Linked DNA regions of Homo sapiens: region 2 is linked to region 1. Evidence: read pairs that join two places in POLR2A ChIA-PET (ENCODE). Cell type or tissue: HepG2. All regions are shown on one strand. Each heading gives the region's core, and the rest is flanking DNA. Links, peaks and the distances in the headings are about the cores only. Region 1 overlaps LINC01226 (long intergenic non-protein coding RNA 1226). Region 2 overlaps PUM1 (pumilio RNA binding family member 1).

Evidence for each region. Peaks named below come from ENCODE experiments on the same cell type or tissue, not always from the same donor. Only the 100,000 strongest peaks of a DNase experiment are listed, where the experiment ranks them.
Region 2: POLR2A ChIA-PET joins it to region 1 with 7 read pairs; 1 of 35 experiments calls an interaction of 5 or more read pairs at or near these places.

The regions. Positions count from the first base shown.
Region 1 is chr1:31,521,333-31,526,711 of GRCh38, reverse strand. It overlaps LINC01226 (long intergenic non-protein coding RNA 1226), which reads right to left. Exons shown (of 3, transcript NR_027085.1): 3 at 2,467-4,687. Among named protein-coding and RNA genes, the nearest start is that of LINC01226, 5.6 kb to the right of the region's middle. In HepG2, for the core only: no CTCF peak of the experiment used is centred there; DNase peaks (open chromatin) are centred at 2,690 and 3,484.
Region 2 is chr1:30,996,962-31,002,340 of GRCh38, reverse strand. The region is part of intron 5 of PUM1 (pumilio RNA binding family member 1); the gene reads left to right. Among named protein-coding and RNA genes, the nearest start is that of SNORD103C, 31 kb to the right of the region's middle. In HepG2, for the core only: no CTCF peak of the experiment used is centred there; a DNase peak (open chromatin) is centred at 2,630.

The DNA of each region.
Region 1 (5,379 bases), core at 90-5,089:
AAAGGACCTCTCAGTTGTTCACACTATTATTAATTATTTTTCTAGTATGTCTACGTTACAAATATTATAAATGCTGCAAAAATTGCAAATGTCACTGAAAGAATAGAACTCCAGCCCAAATTAAGTGAGTTCATTGATCTGAACTAACAGCTGTAGCATGTATGTAAGAGTAGTCTTCTGATGACTATTTGTCCAACACATTATTTCCCTATTTCTGATCAACTGAGGAAGGGCTTTCTATTTTAAATTTTTTCTTTTTTTTTTTTTGAGACAGAGTTTCATTCTTGTTGCCCAGGCTGGAGTGCAGTGGCATGATCTTGGCTCACTGCAACCTCTGCCTCCTGGGTTCAAGTGATTCTCCTGCCTCAGCCTCCTGAGTAACTGGGATTACAGACGCCCACCACCACGGCCAGCTAATTTTTGTATTTTTAGGAGCGACAGGATTTCTCCATGTTGGCCAGGCTGGTCTCAAACTCCTGACCTCGTGATCTGCCCGCCTCTGCCTCCCAAAGTGCTGGGATTACAGGCGTGAGCCACCGCGCCCGGCCTTGTTTTAAATTTTTTCAATCCTAAAGTCCCAAGGTTTATAAAACACATCAAATGGCCTATTCTTCCTCCCAACTCCTCAAGGCTCTTCAGCAATATGGTTGACCATGCAACACATCATCGCATCTGAGGAACAGCCTAAGAAAATAATTCTAATTGCAATGATCACCTCTTTTCTCCATAACGTGAGGAGATATTGGCATGACAGGAGAGCCTCTCGCATTCTGAAAGGAAATACAGGAATTTTTGCATCCTCACTGACAAACCAAATGACAGAACTTCATATAGGAGTGAAAAATAGAACAAGGGCACTTAAAAATTCCAATTTGATTCCCCTATGCCCTATAATTCCAAGCAAAGGGGACCTGTCCTCTTCAAATCCATCAGATATATTATTTGGTTTTCAAAGTCCTCTTTTGGAGAATTTAACCAAAAGGGAAAGATTTTTAGAAAAAAGAAAATCTGAAAGAAAAAGTTTTAAAACACAGCCCAAGATGGCTGCAGGCTGGACAAACAGGTACTAATATAAGGCCTATGAACTAAAGCTGAAGTCTCGCCTGCTAGGGTGGAGTCTGTCAAATATTTCACTGGCATGACTGATTGTAACCTTGCCTATCAGATGAAGCACAAATGCAGGGTAGAATCAATCACCCCTCTCCAGACCTTAAGACCCCTACGTATTCCACAACTTTTTACCCTATATATGTTAACTGCATATTTCTTTATTTATGCATAATGTCACTAAGCACCAATCAGAATTGTAAGTGTCACCTTTCCTTCAATGCCCCTGTGGAGACAGGAAGTGACTCCATCTTGGATATGAATGTGCCATGTTGTATTCTAATTAGCCCCAGTCCTGCAAATGCCTTCTGATTCTTACTTTATTTACTATCCTTAGTGTAAGAAGATGACAATCTGAATGTCATCACACAAATCATAGGCCATGATGCATGTAACATTCTTGCCTGTTCTGGAGGCTGCCTTTTATTGTCTTGCTGGACACACACGCCCTTTCCCTATGGTACAGAAGCCCCGGGTCTGGGGAGTAGCAGTGTGGAGATCTATCTTCTGCCTTGCAGCTAAAATCCCAAGACTACGCTTCTGCCTGTAAGTTCTCCCCCAGTAAAACACTCTAGACCAAACTGAATTTGTTTCCCTCCTTTTCTGGTTTCCAGCTCCTTTGGCATTTGGGGGTCATTTTGGATATAAGGCCCTTTCATGGAACAGCCCCCTTCTCCCATTTTCTTTCTCTCTTTTTTTTTTTTTTGTTTGTTTGTTTGCTCTGTTTTAAGACAGGGTCTCACACTGTCGCCCAGGCTGGAGTGCAGTGGCATGATTTTGGCTCACTGCAACCTCCGCCCTTGGGTTTTGTTGAGACAGAGTCTGGCTCTATCACCCAGGCTAGAGTGCAATGGCGCAATATTGGCTCACTGAAACCTCCACCTCCCGGTTCAAGCAATTCTCCTGCCTCAGCCTGAAGAGTAGCTGTGACTACAGGCGTATGCCACCATGCCCGGCTAATTTTTGTATTTTTGTAGGGAAGGGGTTCCACCATGTTGGCCAGGCTGCTCTCAAACTCCTGATCTCAGGTGATCTGCCTGCCCCGGCCTCCCAAAGGGCTAGGATTACAGGCGTGAGCCACCGCGTCCAGCCTAAATTTTTAAAACATATATTCAGAGAACTGAAAAGAGGAAGCAGGGAGATATAACAGAAACAAGGACCATCCCTCATATGGAAAGTCAATACATGACATTTGAAGCAAGGGTTGTGAAATCGCATCACGAGCTTGTTATTTGGAACTATTGAGATAAATGCTAGAAGAAATGCCTAACAGAATTCGAAGTATTGGCCTTGGAGGTCAGGAGTCCGGGAGTTGGGAGCTGAGGAGACACACTCGTGAGTCCATTTGTGATAAACTTCAACTGTGTCATGCATCCTTTAAATTTGAAATTTTTGAAAAGTTAAAGGTTAAAACAAATCAAAAGGGCCTTGCAGAGCTGTGTTCTCACCAGTCCCCATGGCAGTCCCTTGGCAATTCACAGATAGGGCTCCCACTACCCAGGTTAGCTCAGGCCACAAGCCCGGGTGCCTCCGCCTCCTTCTCATGTGGGAGGTTATGTAACCCACCCAAGGTCACAGAGGCAGTGGGTGTCAGTCCACAGTCACGGCTCAGGGCTTCTGTCAGAACAGGGACCTCCTCGGGGTGGGGCATGTGAGTGCCCTTGTGCTGTGACTCAACCCAGTTCCCCGTGTGACTCCACAGGGAGCTCAGAGAAAGTCAGCCCACACCCACTTTCATCTGAGGACACCCCAGTGGGGCAGAGCAGGCCTTCCCTGCTCCACCCCAAGCAGGACTCATGCCCCAGCCTTTCTGGGGCACATTGCTACATATTTTAAAATGGGCAAATAAGTACTTTCATGAACATGGCTAGTGGGGAAGAAAGGAGATTATTGCCCTCATTTTGTGGATGAGAAAATTGAAGTTAAAAGAGGGTAATGAGCTGGGTGGGGTGCTCACGCCTGTAATCCTAGTGCTTTGGGAGGCCGGGGCAGGTGGATCACCTGAGCTCAGGAGTTCGAGACCAGCCTAGGCAACATGGTGAAACCCTGTCTCTACTAAAACACAAAAATTAGCTGAGCGTGGTGGCACGCACCTGTAGTCCCCAGCTACTTGGGAGGCTGAGACAGGAGAATCACTTGAACCCAGGAGAGAGTGGTTGCTGTGAGCTGAGACTGTACCACTGCACTCCAGCCTGGGTGACAGAGTGAGACTCTGTCTCCAAAAAATAAAACAAAAAAGAGGATAATGATTTGTTCAGGGCACACCACTGATCCCACCCCTGATTTGGATGCAGGCCTGACTCTAGCACCTGGGTTCTTGGGTCACTGAGGTAAAGCACACTGACTCAGGTTTGTAAAACGTGGGCCAAATAGCAGCTGAGTCACTGGGTTGCTGTGAAGGTCAAATGAGGTCAGGTAGATATGGGACTCTTGGGAGGGTTGTTGGTACATCCCAACCACCTCACACATTTCAGCTGTTAATGGTGATGATGATGTCAGAGCTGGGAGGGCTGGAGAGATGCCCCAAACCTGGGGTTCAGGTGTAGCCTGTTGAGGCTCCCTTGAGAATCTAATGAAAGCAGATGACCCTCTGTTCTGCAGGCAGCCTCAAGACAGTGTTTTGCACGTTAAGACCCTCCTAGGTGCTCTAACATCTTGCATTTCCACAGATGATAAAATGAAGCCTCTGGCTGATATTTCCTTGGATCTGTTTCCCAGCTCAGGAAGGTGTTCTTGAATTCTGAAGCAGACATCTGGAGCCTGCGACTGAGCAGCTGCCATGATAGGAAAGGGGAAAGACCTCTGGTTACCTTCCAGAAAGACGAGAGAAGGTGCCTGTCTCCTCCACGACCTAACTGTACACAGCAGGATGCAATTACCTCTAGAACCACTGAGGAAGCAGACAGTAAACTGGACATCCATCTGTCCCGAGGCACAAAAATATTTGCAGGCACGAAAATATTTGCAGGCACCTCCCCTGTCCAGATTCAGACTAGGCCCTTCCACCACAGCAGTCCCCACAGCTGGGTGGAAGCCTGGAGGTCAGGAAGGAGGAGTGCTAGTTGCTTTCAACACTTCAATGGTGAAATCATGCAGAGAAGCACTTCTCATGTTAATCCATCTCACACACATTCCAAGAGCACCTACTATGTGTAAGGCACACAGTGGGACAAGCAGATGAACAAACAGAATCTCTATGGGAAGTGGTGAGTGATATTCTAGCAGTTCTCATACAATGCTGCGGGATGTAAAACACACTCTAGCTGGGGGAACTGACCAGGAAGGAACACGGGCTTGTTGAAACACATGATATTGGAAGTGACTATATCAAGATGCCCCAAAGTCAACTCATGACTTTTACCACCAACCTGACCTTTCACTGCCCAGTGAAAGTTGCCATCATCCGATTCAGTTACATGTCACACTTCCCACACTCTAACTCTCCATACACATCTCGGGTCTTGCTGACTTTTCCTCCTCTATGTCTCTGCCGTCCACTTCTCTCCATCTTTAACATCTACTTCAGCAGCTTCTCCTTTGGTCCGCCCTCCAATCCAACTTCCAATCTGAACGACCTCATCTAAGAACAGATGTGATCATGGTTAATCCCTTTTGAAAATCTTTCAATGGGCCGGGCACGGTGACTCATGCCTGTAATCCCAGCACTTTTGGAGGATGAGGTGGGCTGATCACCTGAGGTCAGGAATTCAAGACCAGCCTGGCCAACATGGTGAAACCCCGTCCGTACAAAAATACAAAAATTAGCTGGGTGTGTTGGCACGCACTTGTAATCCCAGCTACTCAGGAGGCTGAGGCAGGAGAATCGCTTGAGCCCAGGAGACGGAGGTTGCAGCGAGCCAAGACCATGCTATTGCACTCCAGCCTGGGAGAGTGAGACTCCATCTCAAAAAAAAAAAAATATATATATATATATATATATATTTCAATGGTACTTCTATTGTTATCTGTTTTTTTGTTTGTTTGTTTGTTTGTCTGTTTGAGATGGAGTCTCGCTCTGTCACCAGGCTGGAGTGCAGTGGTGCAATCTTGGCTCACTGCAAGCTCCACCTCCTGGGTTCAAGCAATTCCCTTGCCTCAGCCTCCCAAGTAGCTAGGACTACAGGTGTGTGCCACCATGCCTGGCTAATTTTTTTTTTTTTGAGTAGAGACGGGGTTTCACCATGTTAGCCAGGATGGTCTCGATCTCCTGACCTCATGATCTGCCAGCCCTGGCCTCCCAAAGTGCTGAGATTACAGGCGTGAGCCACTGCG
Region 2 (5,379 bases), core at 242-5,241, 520 kb after region 1:
TCTGTTTGTTCTGTAGAGAGTATCTGCTTTTTGATCTGGAGGATGTATACACATTCGTAGTATACATCTATTTGGGCCGTGAAACTTGTTTGTCTAGGTTTCACTGCATTTACTTTAGGTAACCAGTGCTACTTAACTTTCATAGGTTTTGTTTGAAAACTTCTGTACAATGTAATGCAGATAGAAATCAGGGGTTTGAGTTTCAAATGGACCTTAATTCATCTGCAAAATGAGAATAATCAAAACTCAACAAAGTCTAATTCATACGGCTGTGTAGCATATGTGAAAATGCTTTGTAAACATTAGAAGTCTTACTACCAAAGTCAGTGGGCCGACAGCATTAGCATCACCTGGGAGCTTATCAGAAACGCAGAATCTCAGATCATACCTGAGAGCGAATGAATCAAAATCTGCATTTTGACAAGACTACCCAGATGATTTGTATGCACATTAAAGTTTGATAAGCACTGCTATCATACGCGTTATCTCAGAAAACTCAGCTGGACAAAGAGTCTAATGATTAGAGCCTTAAAAGTTTCCTAGGGGAAAAAACATAGTATGTCTAGCAATTTTTAAGCCTTGGTGGGGAGGGCTGGTGAGGGCATTGTGAAAAAGGCAATGGGGAAAAAATGTGAAAATTGGATAAAGTATTTTTTTAAAAAGACAACTGTACTTTCATGAATTTCTTTGTTTAGTCCTTGGAACAACACTTTGAGGTAGATACTGTTGTCTCTATTAATTTATAGATGAGAAAACTGAGTCTTAGAGGGGAAATGGGGGGCTGAATTCAAACTTTGTTTGTTCTAATTTCAATTTTTAGCTGTATTGCTTTCAACTGTGCCATACTGGCATTGTTTGTGAGTAGGAATCCTCACAAAAGGATCAGATTTAATATGTTAAATTAAGGAGTATTTCACATGGCCAGCAGTTTCAAACTTATAATTTTTAATATTTGAATTTTTTTTTTTTGAGACAATCTCTTTCTGTCTCTTTCTGTCACCTGGAATGCAGTGGTGTGATCTCAGCTCACTGCAACTTCTGCTTCCTGGGTTCAAGTGATTCTTGTGCCCCTGCCTCCCCAGTAGCTGGGACTACAGGAGTGCATGTGCCACCACACCCAGCTAATTTATTTATTTATTTTATTTTTATTTTTTTTTGAGACGGAGTCTTGCTCTGTCGCCCAGGCTAGAGCGCAGTGGCGCAATCTCGGCTCACTGCAAGCTCCGCCTCCCGGGTTCATGCCATTCTGCCTCAACCTGCAGAGTAGCTGGGACTACAGGCGCCCACCACCATGCCCAGCTAATTTTTCTGTATTTTTAGTAGAGATGGGGTTTCACTGTGTTAGCCAGGATGGTCTCGCTCTCCTGACCTCGTGATCCGCCCGCCTCAGCCTCCCAAAGTGCTGGGATTACAGGCGTGAGCCACTGTGCCCGGCCCACACCCAGCTAATTTATATTTGAAATTTTAAATTACCAGTAGAGCTCGACATTGTTGTACTTCAAAGGAATCAGACATTTCAGTTTTATGGCATTTTGTGAAAATGGGTAAGTGTGTGCAGGAGAAACCAGTGTTTTAGTTAACATTGTTATAGTTTTTGGACTCAGTGTGTCAAGCAGGTATAAAATACTTTGTAGAAAGAAGGGAGGAAAATGACTAATCCCATTAAATATGACTTCTGCTGTGTGAAGCTTTCTTTTAAGATCACGGCAGTAAGAGTAGTAAATAGATTTGAAATCTTCTGACTTCATTCAGAATTAATAGGTATATTAGGAAGTATTCCCCCCTTTATGTGAGTCTTTTGAGGAAGTTGAGCCATAAGTGCATGGATTCTGACCTCAACAATATATAGTTCTACCTACGTCTGCTTTTCTCCCAGTTCTTTGATATTTAGCAATTTCTCTGCCTCTCTGTAGGTCTGGGATCTCTCAGCACCCATCTTGGTTCCACTCTTGAGATTTTGATTGGGCTTGGCCACTTGCAATTTGAGCATTTTACTGAAGTTTGTATTTGAGCACTATAGCTTTGGGTTAACATTCAGCTAAAGAAAGCCCATAATTAAAAGATGCTGTTAAGCCTTTTTCATTTATTCATTTAGCTAATAGACTTTTCCAGTACTGTATGTACTTGATAATATATAACAAAAAAGCAAATCACAAACCATGCCTTTCTGATGCTTATGTTGCATTTAATTACCTTGGTTCTCAATTGTGGATACTTACCCGAGCTATTTGAGGAGAAGCTTTTCACAACATTTGCAGGAACCTCTACAGACCAATCAGATCAATCTCTGGTGCAGAGGGTGGGCCCAGCCACCTGTGAATTTAAAAAGATTGCGATGCCTAACCCTAATCATAGAACCACTGCTTTGTGCAAATGACAATGCCCCTGGGAGGGCCATATTGGCCGTATACTTGTATTTGAGATTTAAACCACTTAATTGGGACATTTAAGATTTTTATTCTTGATGTCATGTATAGTGTTACAAAGAAACACCATCCCAGTGCGTCTCTTTATTACTATTATATTACATTTGTGTAAAATGGCTTATCTTTATAAAACTTTTAGGCATGCATTATTTCATTGTTATTCATGAGTAAACAAAGTCTCAGAGATTAAATGACCTGTCCAAAGTCCTGTGACCAGTAAGTGTTAGCAGTTGAGATAGAATGTAGGTTCTGTGCACCCTGGTTCAGCACCTTTTTTTTTTTTTTTTTTTTTTTTTTTTTTTTTTTTTGAGACAGAGTCTTGCTCTGTCACCCAGGCTGGAGTGCAGCAGTGTGATCTTGGCTCACTGCAACCTCTGCCTCCAGGGTTCAAGCGATTCTCCTGCCTCAGCCTCCCGAGTAGCTGGGATTACAGGTGTGCACCACCACGTCTGGCTAATTTTTGTAGTTTTAGTAGAGATGGGGTTTCACCTTGTTGGCCAGGCTGGTCTTGAACTCCTGACCTCAGGTGATCCGCCTGCCTCGGCCTCTCAAAGTGCTGGGATTACAGGTGTGAGCCACCGCACCTGGCGGGTTCAGTATTTTTTTAAAAGACTGGGCTAGGTGTTATGGCTCACACTTGTAATCACAGAGCTTTGGGAGACCAAGGCAGGAGGATCACTTGAAGCCAGGTGTTTGAATCTAGCCTGTGAAACATAGCAAGACCCCATCTCTACAAAAAATATAAAAATCAGCCAGGCATGGTGTGTGCATCTGTAGTCATAGCTCCTTGGGAGGCTAAGGTGGAAGGATCACATGAGCCCTAGAGGTCAAGGCTGCAGTGAGTCATCATTGCAGTACTGCATTCTAGTCAGGGTGAAAGAGCGAGACCCTGTCTCAAAAACAAAAACAAAAACAAAAACAAAAACACCACACAGCTATGAATAGTTTATCTTAAATATTTTTCAGAAGTGTAAAATTTTCATAAAACTTAGCCCATTTATACCTTTCTTCTATTGTCTTTAGGGTCTTCATGTTTTTAAGAGACCATTTTAAGGATCTTGAACCTGATACTGCTGTCTATTAATGAAATAAACTCAGGGTCTCACTTTGTCCCCAGACTGGAGTGCATTGCCAGTGCATATTTTGTTCTGAGCATTCACTGTAAATTTTTGGTAGTATTCCCCATAGGAATCTCAAACTTCAGGAGAGCAGCTTTCAGAATAACAGGAGAGCTCAAAATATCAGTCAAGTCTTTTATTTTTCTTTTCTTTTCGTATCCTTTATTTTATCTATTCTTGGAGTAGATCAAGTGCCCACCCCACAGCTCACTGCAGCTTTGAACCCCTGAGCTCAAGTGGTCTTCTTGCCTCAGCCTCCTGAGTAGCAAGGACTACAGGCGCATGCCACCTTGCCCAGCTAATTTTTTTAAAAACTTTTTTTTTAGAGATGGCGTCTCCTCTGTGTTGCCCAGGCTTGTCTTGAACTCTAGGCCTCAACCTAGATCCTTCCGCTTCTGCCTCAAAGTGCTAGGATTACAGGCATGAGCCACTGCGTGCAGCTGATACTATCTCTTAATAACAGACTTTTGACAGAATGGTTTCCTATTTGTGCTTTTGTTTTTACTCAGAAGTCAGACTTCTGCTGGCCATTTTTATGGAGGGCCATTGTTGATTTCTTGAGTTTCTTTTTTCTTTTAAGTAAACTTTATATTGAAATATGACCTATGTTCAGAGAAGTGTACGAGCCATAAATGTTCGTCTTGAATTTCTGCAAAATCAAAACACCCATATAACACCTTCCCAGATCAAGAATTAGAAACTTCCCTTGGGTTCCCCACTCTCTAAAAGAAGGAGCCCACCATTTTGGTTAGGCATCAATAGCTTATTCAGAGTAGAAAACCCGGTATTTTGTAGGAATGGCCTGTACGATATTGGTAAAATGCAACACATTGCAGGGAAATATTTGAAAATCTGGCCCGTGGCAGTATAACTGAGAATGTAAATTAGTGGCTGAAAGTGTAACTTAGCAGTCAAGATTTCAGGCCATGCCGGGCGTGGTGGTGCATGCCGGTAATCTTTGCTACTGGGGAGGCTGAGGCAGGAGAATCACTTGAACCTGGGAGGTGGAGGTTTCAGTGACCTGAGATCGCACCACTGCACTCCATCCTGGGCAACAGAGCAAGATTCCGTCTTAAAAAACACCACCACCACCACAAAAGAGATTTCAGGCCAGTCAGCATGTAGAAGAGCTGAGCAGGTTCTCAGTAAAGCCCTTGTGAAGAGCCCCTGAGGAAAGATAATGCAGAGCATTGATATGACTAGTGCACATCCCCTGCAACCAGCTGTCTTGCTTGTTGTTGAAACTTCCTACTGCTGCTTTATCCTCCTTTCTTTCCTTTAAAAAAAAAAAAAAAAAAAAAGACGAGTTTCACTCTTGTTGCCTAGGCTGGAGTGCAATGGTGTGATCTTGGCTCACTGCAACCCCTGCCTCCTGGGTTCAAGCGATTGTCCTGCCTCAGCCTCCCGAGTAGCTGGGATTTCAGGTGCTGCCTAATTTTTGTATTTTTCTTAGAGACAGGGTTTCACCATGTTAGCCAGGCTGGTCTTGAACTCCTGAGCTCAAGTGATCCTGCCTTGCCCTTCCAAAGTGCTGGGATTATAGGTGTGAGCCACTGCGCCTGGCCCTTTCTTTCCATTTTTGCCTACAGACCTTTTGAACTCCTTTTGAGAAATTGGAGCTGAACTGTTTCTTCTGAGCCAGTGATTTGATTTGTAGACTGCGGAAGATGATGACTTAGGCGTGGCAGTGGGATGATTCTTGTAATATTCTTTTGCTGTTGACATTAATGGTTTCTGATTCAGGCAGAGTTGTCATCTAGACCATATTACCACCTCCAGGACTCTTATTTAATGATGATAAGGACAACAGGAAGATCATTCTTATTTTAACAGTT